Linked DNA regions of Homo sapiens: region 2 is linked to region 1. A link is a loop called in an ENCODE intact Hi-C map of the cell type or tissue named here. Cell type or tissue: mammary epithelial cell. All regions are shown on one strand. Region 1 overlaps CFAP20DC-DT (CFAP20DC divergent transcript). Region 2 overlaps CFAP20DC-DT (CFAP20DC divergent transcript).

Evidence for each region. Hi-C counts contacts between places; a loop is a spot of excess contacts. Peaks named below come from ENCODE experiments on the same cell type or tissue, not always from the same donor. Only the 100,000 strongest peaks of a DNase experiment are listed, where the experiment ranks them.
Region 2: it touches region 1 in a loop (4-fold over the local background); 1 of 110 quality-filtered maps calls a loop at or near these places.

Annotation. Positions count from the first base shown.
Region 1 is chr3:59,189,833-59,194,832 of GRCh38, reverse strand. All of the region lies in intron 4 of CFAP20DC-DT (CFAP20DC divergent transcript), which reads right to left. Among named protein-coding and RNA genes, the nearest start is that of CFAP20DC-DT, 110 kb to the right of the region's middle. In mammary epithelial cell, no CTCF peak of the experiment used is centred here; a DNase peak (open chromatin) is centred at 2,242; H3K27ac peaks cover 1,973 bases.
Region 2 is chr3:59,098,910-59,103,909 of GRCh38, reverse strand. The region is part of intron 2 of CFAP20DC-DT (CFAP20DC divergent transcript); the gene reads right to left. Among named protein-coding and RNA genes, the nearest start is that of CFAP20DC-DT, 15 kb to the right of the region's middle. In mammary epithelial cell, no CTCF peak of the experiment used is centred here; a DNase peak (open chromatin) is centred at 2,329; H3K27ac peaks cover 1,229 bases.

The sequences.
Region 1 (5,000 bases):
AGAATTAAGGTGACACAAGTAAGATTAACAGGAGAAACGCATACACATTTATTTAATAAGTCTTATGTGACACTAGCGAGTCATGATGATCTTTGATAAGTGAGGAGATAGCAACTGAACAAAGGCCTGAGAGGGGCTTCTGAGGTGCTGCTTGTCTTCCATACATTGATAATTTGTGCATTTTTCTAGTTACACATTTTGTGTTTATGACTGGCAAACAAGATAAAAGAATAGTCAAGTTCATGGGTTTGGCCTGGTTTAATGATCAATACAGATACTGCTGTACTAAGTCCATTTACTTTGCAGAAATGTGTCACTAAGTAGGACCAAAAATCAGACTTACTTAAAGAGAACTATTTTTAAATGCTTATTTTTAAAATATTTTAAAATAAATACATTTTAAATGTGCTTTTTACAAATGCATTGCTTAGGTAAAGTTATTTTGCTGCTAAATTGTAACAATTCGCTCTTCAAAAGGTTTTTATAGCTAAACATTGTCCTCTTAGCTTGTCAGTTTCCTAGCATCAGGAATTTATATGCCTCCTTCACTCTTATAGTGCATACTGAATACTCAATGAATTGTGTACTGACAGGCACACCATTTCTGAAAGGCAATTTGGCAAAATGTATCAAAAAAATTTTAGTGTACTTTCTCCTTGACTCATCTATTCTAGTTTTAGAAATCTATCTAGAGGAATAACTGAGCAAGTCAACAAACACATGTTCAAGGATATTCCCTGAATCATTGCCTATAAGAGCAAACATTTGGGAACAATCACAGAACAACAGGGAATTGGTTAAATAAAACTGGTCTATACATGGTATAGAAAAGTATACATCCATCAATTTTATTACATATATTAAAAAGAAAAGATAAAAGAAATAATTATATTATAAACACAGTTTAGAAAATCAGGCCGGGCACGGTGGCTCACGCCTGTAATCCCAGCACTTTGGGAGGCTGAGGCAGGAGGGTCACGGAGGTCAGGAGATCGAGACCATCCTGGCTAACACTGTGAAACCCCTTCTCTACTAAAAATACAAAAAAATTAGCCGGGAGTGGTGGCGGGCGCCTGTAGTCCCAGCTACTCAGGAGGCTGAGGCAGGAGAATGGTATGAACCCAGGAGGCGGAGCTTGCAGTGAGCCAAGATTGGGCCACTGCACTCCAGCCTGGGCCACAGAGCGAGACTCCATCTCAAAAAAAAAAAAGAAAAAAGGAAAACCAGTCTTTATGGTATAATCTCATATTCTAATGTAAGGGAAACATCTGGAAAGATATACGTTACCATTGTAGTGGGGTTCTATCTGGGTGGTGAAATTACAGTTAATTATTCCCTTAATTTGCCTATTTACAATTCTAAAGTTTCTACAGTGAGACATATCATTTGGTATTAAAAACACTCAAAAATGTCTTTCCCAGTGTCATCTTAGATCAAGCTTATCATAATGGAGTTAGATTATAAGCTGGCATTTTGTAATTTTCATCCAGTGGATCTGTATACACACTTACATGTGTACAGAAGCACACATATAAGTATGAGGAAAGGACAGGCTTCACGCCAAGCCAATTTTTTTTTTTTTTTTTTTAGAAAGAGTCTCACTCTTTTGCCCAGGCTGGAGTGCAGTGGCACGATCACAGCTCACTGCAACCTCAGCCTCCCGGGTTCAAGCGATTCTCCTGCCTCAGCCTCTTGAGTAGCTGGGATTACAGGTGCGAGCCACCACACCTGGCTAATTTTTGTATTTTTAGTAGAGATGGAGTTTCACCATGTTGGTCAGGCTGGTCTCAAACTCCTGACCTCATCATCTGCCCGCCTCGGCCTCCCAAAGTGCTGGGATTACAGGCATGAGCCACCACGCCTGGCCAAGCCAATACTTTTTTAGAATAAAATTTCAGTGCAACCTTGCAAATAAGTTCTCAGTATCTACAAGTCCATACCAGGGCATCACTAGTACATTAACAAAATCAAAAGAGAAAACAAAAGTTATTTTGATTTATTGCATGAACACCTAATGGGAAATGAGTATTTCAATTATAGGTATTCATTTTATACTCTGTTCTGATTTTTGTTTGTCAGTTGGATGGTTGTTTATCTGATTTATGACTATGTTGTTATGACTGGAAAACAGAGGACCAAAGGATAGCTAATTTACTGGGTTTGATCTGGTTTAAGGTCAATTCAGCTCATTGCTATGTTGAGTCAACTGACTTTGCAGAAACTTGCCATTAAGTAGACCCAACAATCAGATCAACTCTACCACATTTAATTTGGATGAATCACCCAGATACAACCTTTGGCAAGAAGATCTCACTTACTCAGCTTCTCCAGTCTTGCTTTCTTAGATTTTCCTTTCTTTATTCCTAGTTGGTAAGCTTGCTGCCACAAAGGACAAAAAAATAAAATTGGAAGGAAGGAATTACATATTTTTTCATTTCCATTACAAAATCTTGACAACACAAGGAGAGATCAAACAGGGGCCTTTAACATAGCAATTGTCTTTTCTCTCTCTATGGGGAATGGCTATCTTTGGTGAATTATTAGAATGGACAGATTCTACTCTATTTAGTTTCTGTCAGAAGTCATGTTAACAGAAAGACCATGTAGTTTTTACCAAAATGTCAACAATGTGGCATTTCCCTGGGATGTATAACCAATGGATTTTGTGCTGGGGGAAATGTCTGGGTGAAGGCCTGAGAACCATTTTGAGTTACTCAAAGCACAGAGCTGCGATTCTGTTGTTCCAAGTGTGAGATTGATGTCTTCAGAGGAGAGACTCACACTCTGGAATAGGTGGACTAACAGAAAGCTCATTTGAGGCTTATGACACTGTGGCTTACACCTAGATATCTCCTGGATGCCTTTATAACAAGGACTTCTGAATATAATAAATGGTAGCATTTATCACTGGAGTAACTCCCAGCTCAATTGCTTTCTGGAATTTATCATTTCCCAGAGTGTAGGTCCTTTAAGTGGTATATTCTTCTGTCAAAATATGACTTATCAACTAGTAATTCTACGCCATTCATCACTGGATTTCTCTCTGTGTCACCACCCAAACGGACAAGCCCATTACAAGTACTTATTTTTTAAATGAATCATTTTGGTAAATCCAGTGGATCTCAATTTTTTTTTAATCAAACTTTTCAAGATTTGGTGAATTATATTTAAGCAATACAATTACATTTTAAAACCTATCAGTGTTGATTTTATTTAGAAAAACAAGGAAAAATCCAGAAAATGAATGGAAGCCTGGCCTTGTGAATTAAAACCTCTTCTGCCATCAGTGCCTTTGTGCCAAGTTCCTAGATGAGCAGCACAGTGCATCACTTTACTTGGATATTAGCAAAGGGTGTTCCAAGAGGGCTCCTAGTAAAAGTGATCTGGGAAACACTGTGAACAATTCCTATCTTCATGAAAATTCGCATTTCTAAGTAACATATTAAAGACTCTGTGAATACAACGATAAACTTTAAACCTTTACTTAAATCTGTCTTCCTGTCTACTAAAAACCATATTTGAGAAACACCAGCTAAGTATAAAGGAGGTATCTAGAAGAATACTGCCCAACAGAAATATAATGTAAGGTATATAGGGACCAAACTTTCTTATGATCCCATAAATACAAATAAAAGGAAAGAGCAGAAACTAATTTTATTAATGTTTCATTTAATTCAATATATTCAAAATATTATTGAACATAAAATCAATGTAAAATTAAGAGATATTTTATATTACTTTCTTAAAATAAATCTTTGAAATCTAGTATGTGTTTTACACTTAAGAAACATCTCATTTCAGACTACTCACATTCCAAGTGCTCAATAGCTACATGTGACCAGTGGCTACCTTACTGGACAGTGCACATATAGAAGATTAATGATTATATAAATTTAAATGCTTAAAATATCATCATATTTAACAAAAATGATTATAATGTGATTATAATGCCTGACTGCTAATCCACAAATTATTGCAGGATAATAACTTATTAACGATGGTTATTTAGACAACAATACTAGGTTGCACCTTAACTCTGGTTTCCAAAGGAAACCAGGATCGGTTAGAAATGTCCAGTGGCTTTTTTGAAGATAGGAATTTTTAAGTATTTTGTTAATTGCCATATTCACAGCACCTAAAACAATGCCAGGGTTATAGTAGATGCTCAATATGTTTTTGTAAAATGAATGCCATTTTCACTTAGGAGAAAATCATGTTTTATATCAAAAGGCTAAGAAATGCTTTAAGCTTGCAGCACTCAATTCAATGAACTGACTGTGTCCTATTCAGAGCACTAACTATGTGCCATTTGCTAAGAATTGTGGATAGGCAGCTCCGATGTGGATGGACAGAGCAGCGTGCGAAGGCTCACATTGTGAATTTTAGCTCCAGATCGACTGGAAGAACAAACCAGCAATCCCAAGTGGACCCACAGACCCTCTGAAGGAAGCAGACTGCTCCTGCAGGACCTGGGAGAAACCTCAAATACTGTGAGTGTCCCAACTGCAGAAGTGGGAAAGGGAGAGCCTCCTCTCCCGAACACACACCCCCACTGGAGAAACTGAAGGTCTGTTTGCGGGAGAAGTTTCTGACCTTACCTGGAACTGAGTCAATTTAAAGAGCCGAGCAAAGTACAGGGGTAGAGGAAGCAGCAGGAAGGCCCTGGGAGCTCACTGTGTCCCCAAGCAGGCCATTCCTTTCTGGCACCAGAAGGATCCACTGGGAGGGTGGCCAGAGGAGTGGGCAAGGAACACCAGGGAGAAGGAAATCTCCAGCTGAACTTTGTAACAATTTCAACGGGGTGAGAAGCCTCCTGGCCAGAACTCGAAGTAGGGTGAGAATCTGGTGTGCACACTCCACAGGCAGGGGAAGAACCAAGGCTTTTTCTTTTGCAGCTGGGAGGCAGGTAGCCTGGGGCAAGTTTTCAAGGCCAGCTGATCCACCTCCTGGAAACAGACTCAGGGCTATTGCGGCGGCACTATGGGAATGAGACTGGCCCT
Region 2 (5,000 bases), 91 kb after region 1:
ACTTTTAGTGACTTTCATTTTTGGTGAAAACCCTGGTTAATAAGCTATTTTAATTGTGTACTAGGTGGGGAGTCTAGCCTAGGACACACCAGGCAGAAGTGCAGATAGGAGCTGACTGCTAACTCTCAGGCTAACTCCACATGTTCCCAGGCCCTATCTAGAATCTAATGGCTTTAAGGTAGGTAAATTAAACAGTTTTCAAAAGTCAAATAAACAGTTCAACCTTAAAGCATTTAGCAAATCTGATATCTGACGTTAATTTAGACCAAATGTCTACATTTTCAAGATAATTTTACTAATAATCTTTAAAACTATTTCCAAAAGATTACTAAAGTTACATGAACAAAAAGGCATTAAAGTTTCTATTTTTCTGACAAAATATTTGATTTAAGTGCTTATTTTTCTAAGCCAATTAATTAGAGCTCTTTTATATGTAAACATATAACACATATAAATACACAGACAGACAGATTCAGCACTTGTAAGATTTTTCGTTTGCCAGTTTCTTAATTGAATTACTGGCTTCAGGATGGAGCCCTTGGAGGAACAGGGCCAGAAAAGCATGCGTTCTTACGGCCAAATAAGCAGCAAATAAGCAGCTGAAGGCAGACAGATCCCCAAAATTAAGGGTGTCATTTTATACTGGTTCCTGGATCCCCAAAAGGAGGGAAATACTATGGAAGAAGATAGCGCAGTGCTTCTACTCTGCATTTCTTGCAAGGCAACCCAAAGCCAATCAGCCCATTTTGTCATCAGCCTATCCCTCAAGGGTGTCTCATCTCCCAGTGGGGGGTGGGGATGTTTCCTTATCTCCCAAGTGGCCAAGAGCATGCTTGTCTGAGCTGAGTGTACAAAGAGTCAAGTATCCCTCCATAACTACTATTAGCCATCCCTTAAAGTATATTTCCTACCTAGTTCTTACACACGAAAGCTCTCTCATAATGCAAAGTAATTTCTGATACCCCAAAACTCAAAACCGTTAGATAACACAATGCAAAACAGAACAGTGCCTTTGAGTTTTAGAGGGATCTATTTGCTTTTAATTCCTGGGGTTTCATGAGGGAAACAGAGGGTTTTTTTCCCCAAAACGGGGTCTGTGGCGCCTCCTCTGTTTCTCCCAAGGAGTCCCAGGCTACCCGAAGTTATCTTAGGGTCTCTCATGTGTGCTTGAAGAGTGGCAAGACAAAAAAAAAAAAAAATTGGAGAAAAAATAATTCAATTGACAGAGAAGAAACACCTTTTTCCAGAAAAAAAAAGTTCCAAGGAGACAAAAACATAACGGCCTTTAAAATATATGTATAGCTTGTTTATCCACTTTTAATTAAGCTGATTTTTAACCATGGTGCTCTTTAAAAAAGAAATCCTTCCAGATCTCTTATTACCCGACTTCGGCCATGCCAAGTGGCCAATATTTCTAGTTTCTGAACTTTGCCAAAGGTAACCTCCTAGGTGCTTAGAGAAACAAAAAATTAAGGCAGTCCATGGAGAAGAGAATAGACAAGGTCACACAGATATTAAACCAGAAATGACTTACTTCCTAGGTGGGGAATTGAACTCAGACCGCCACTGTGAAAGTGCAAAACATTAGCTACTAGGCAGCTAGTACTAGCAGCTACTGGGCAGAAGTAGCAAACAAATTCAAAAGCTAACAGGAGACATAACTACAGCACAGGGCAGTCTCCAGTTCCTTTCCCACGAGGAATCTAGAGTAGTGAATCCTGAGCTTGCAGAGGCTTTTAACTATGTGATAGGATTTTTAGAGCTAACTCTGACATGAACCCTAAAATTCCTGTTTCCTGAAGACAGAGACCAAAAGAAAGTACCACCACCTGGTTAAAAGGCCAAGCTCCCAAGGACATAAAACAACGTGGAGACTTCATTCAGTTTTTCGTTTGTTTCAGGGACCTGCAGCCAAGTTTGTTATGGACCAGCTTGCTGGGTGGTCTTGAAAAGTGGGCTTACAAGTGTTCTAAGCCAGTGTTTGCACCTAAAGTACCCCTTGACACAGAAAAACACATTCATAGCACAAAATACACCAGCTTAAGACTAGCCTTAGAATTCTTTTTCGCATTAATCAAAACTTTACAGAGGAGATAAACACTGATTATTTATTTATTTATTTATTTACCATCCATTCAACTGCACAGAGAGCAGCCAGAAATCTGACTGGTAAGAAATTCTTACCCTTTTGCCAGCATGCCAGGCTTCTGGTTTCCCTTTCCCTGAGCAACCCTAGTGATTCAGCTTGTGACACCATAGCCCTGGGGGCCAAGCCGCATTATAAAGGAGAATAATTTTTTTTTGCTCTGGCCAGAGCAAAATACATGTGATAAAACATAGACATTAGTCATTCTGCTTAGCACCCAATATCAGACTGGCAAGGCTTAAATTTGCCCCCAGAAGGGCCCTGTCATCTTTAATCCAACCTCTGGCTAGGAGTTTCAACACATGGTCTCTGGGCAAGTTGGTTGCCCTGAGTAATAGAAAAGATAACAAAGGGAAATAAAAAGTAGAGAAGAAAAGCATTGCCTGTTGGCAGGGTGGGGAAGGTGAAATGATCAGGGAGGCCAGGAGAAAGACCCACACATTGCGGCGACACTGAAAAGTTCAGGCAGCTGCAGCTGCTGTCGTAAAGGGATTTTTTTCCAGCAGTCTCATCACCTCTCAAGTTTCCTCTTTTAGGGAGGAAAAAACTCCTCATGTCCCACAATCCTGTCCATGCCTGTCACCCACAGCCATCAGCAAAGAGTACAAGGCAGATTAATCCAAAGAGAATAGCAGTTAGCACCCCATAGTGCAAAACCTGTTCTTAAAGGGACTTTACCAAGAGGTGCCTCTAACCCCCTAAATCGTAGAAGAGACTCTAACCCTCCTAAACTGGGCCTCTAACCGAGGTCCAACAAGTGTCCTTGCCTTTTATTAAGAGTGGCCTTGCGGGGGAGGGGCCAAGATGGCTGAATAGGAATTGCTCTGGTCTCTAGCTCCCAGGGAGACCAATGCCTAAGGCAGGTGATTTCTACATTTCCAACTGAGGTACCCAGTTCATCTCATTAGGACTGGTTAGGCAATGGGTGCAACCCACAGAGAGCAATCAGAAGCAGGGTGGGGCGTTGCCTTACTCAAGGAGTGCAAGGAGCAGGGGGCCTCCCTTTCCCAGCCAAGGGAAGCCATGAGGGTCTGTGTTACCTGGCCCGGGTACTATGCTTTTCCCACGGTTTCTGCAATCCGGAGATCAAGAGATTCCCTCGTTTGCCTACACCACCAGGGCCATGGGTTTCAAGCACAAAACTGGGTAGCTGTTTGGGCAGACACTGAGCTAGCTGTAGGAGCTTTTTTCATATCCCAGTGGCACCTGGAACCTTAGCAAGACAGAACCATTCACTCCTCTGAAAAAGCGGCTGAAGCCAGAGACCCAAGTTCTCACTGAGCAGGTCCCACTCCCATGGAGCCCAGCAAGCTAAGAAACACTGGCTTGAAATTCTCACTGCCAACACAGCAGTCTGAAGTCGACCTGGGACAGTCAATCTTGGTTGGGGGAGGGGAGTCTGCCATTACTGAGGTTTTAGTAGGTGGTTTTCTCCTGAGAGTGCTAAGGAGGCTGGGAGGTTAGGACTGGGCAGAATTCCCCACAGTGCGGCAAAGCAGCTGTGGCCAGACTATTTCTCTAGATTCCTCCTCACTGGGCAGGGCATCTCTGAAGGAAAGACAGCAGCCCAAGTCAGGGGCTTACAGATAAAACTCTTATCTCCCTGGGACAGAGCACCTGGGGGAAGGGGCAACTGTGGGCACAGCTTCAACGGATTTAATTGTTCCTGCCTGCCAGCTCTCAAGACAGCAGCTGATCCTGACAAGGGTGATTCTCCCAGCACAGCGCACCAGCTCTGCTAAGGCACAGACTGCCTCCTCAAGTGGGTCCCTGATCCCTGTGCCTCCTGACTGGGAGAGACCTCCCAACAAGGTTAACAGACACCTCCTACAGGAGAGCTCCAGTTGGCATTACATTGGTGCCCCTCTGGGATAAAGCTTCCAGAGGAAGGGGCAGGCAGCAATCTTTCCTGTTCCGCAGCCGCCACTGGTGACACCCAGGCAAACAGGGTCTGGAGTGGACCTCTAGCAAACTGCAGCAGACCTGCAGAAGAGGGACCTTACTGTTAGAGGAAAAACTAACAAACAGAAAACAACGTCAACATCAACAAAAAAATACCCCCACACAAAAACCCCATCCAAAGGTCTTCAGCCTCAAAGATCAAAGGCAGATAAATCCATGAAGATGAAGAAAAACCAGTGCAAAAATGCTGAAAATTCCAAAAACCAGAATGCCTCTTCTCCTCCCAATGATCATAACTCCTCTCCAGCAAGAGCACAAAACTGGATGGAGAATGACACTGACAAATTGACAGAAGTAGGCTTCAGAAGGTGGGTAACAACAAATTCCTCTGAGCTAAAGGAGCATGTTCTAACCCAATGCAAGGAAGCTAAGAACCTCGATAAAAAGGTTACAAGAAGTGCTAACTAAAATAACCAGTTTAGAGAGGAATAATTTTAAATCACTAGATGAAGCTGAAAAATACAGCACAAGAACTTCATGAAGTATACACAAGTATCAATAGCCAAATCGATCGAGTGGAAGAAAGGATATCAGAAATTGAAGATCACCTTACTGAAATAAGACATGAAGATAAGATTAGAGAAAAATGAATGAAAAGGAACAAACAAAGCCTCCAAGAAATATGGGACTATGTGAAAAGACCAAACCTAAGACTGATTGGTGTACCTGAAAGTGATGGGGAGAATGGAACAAAGTTGGAGAACACACTTCAGGATATTATCCAGGAGAACTTACCCAACCTAGCAAGACAGGCCAACATTCAAATTCAGGAAATACAGAGAACACCAATAAGATACTCCTCAAGAAGAGCAACCCCAAGACACATAATTGTCAGATTCTCCAAGGTTGAAAAGAAGGAAAAAATGTTAAGGGCAGCCAGAGAGAAAGGTTG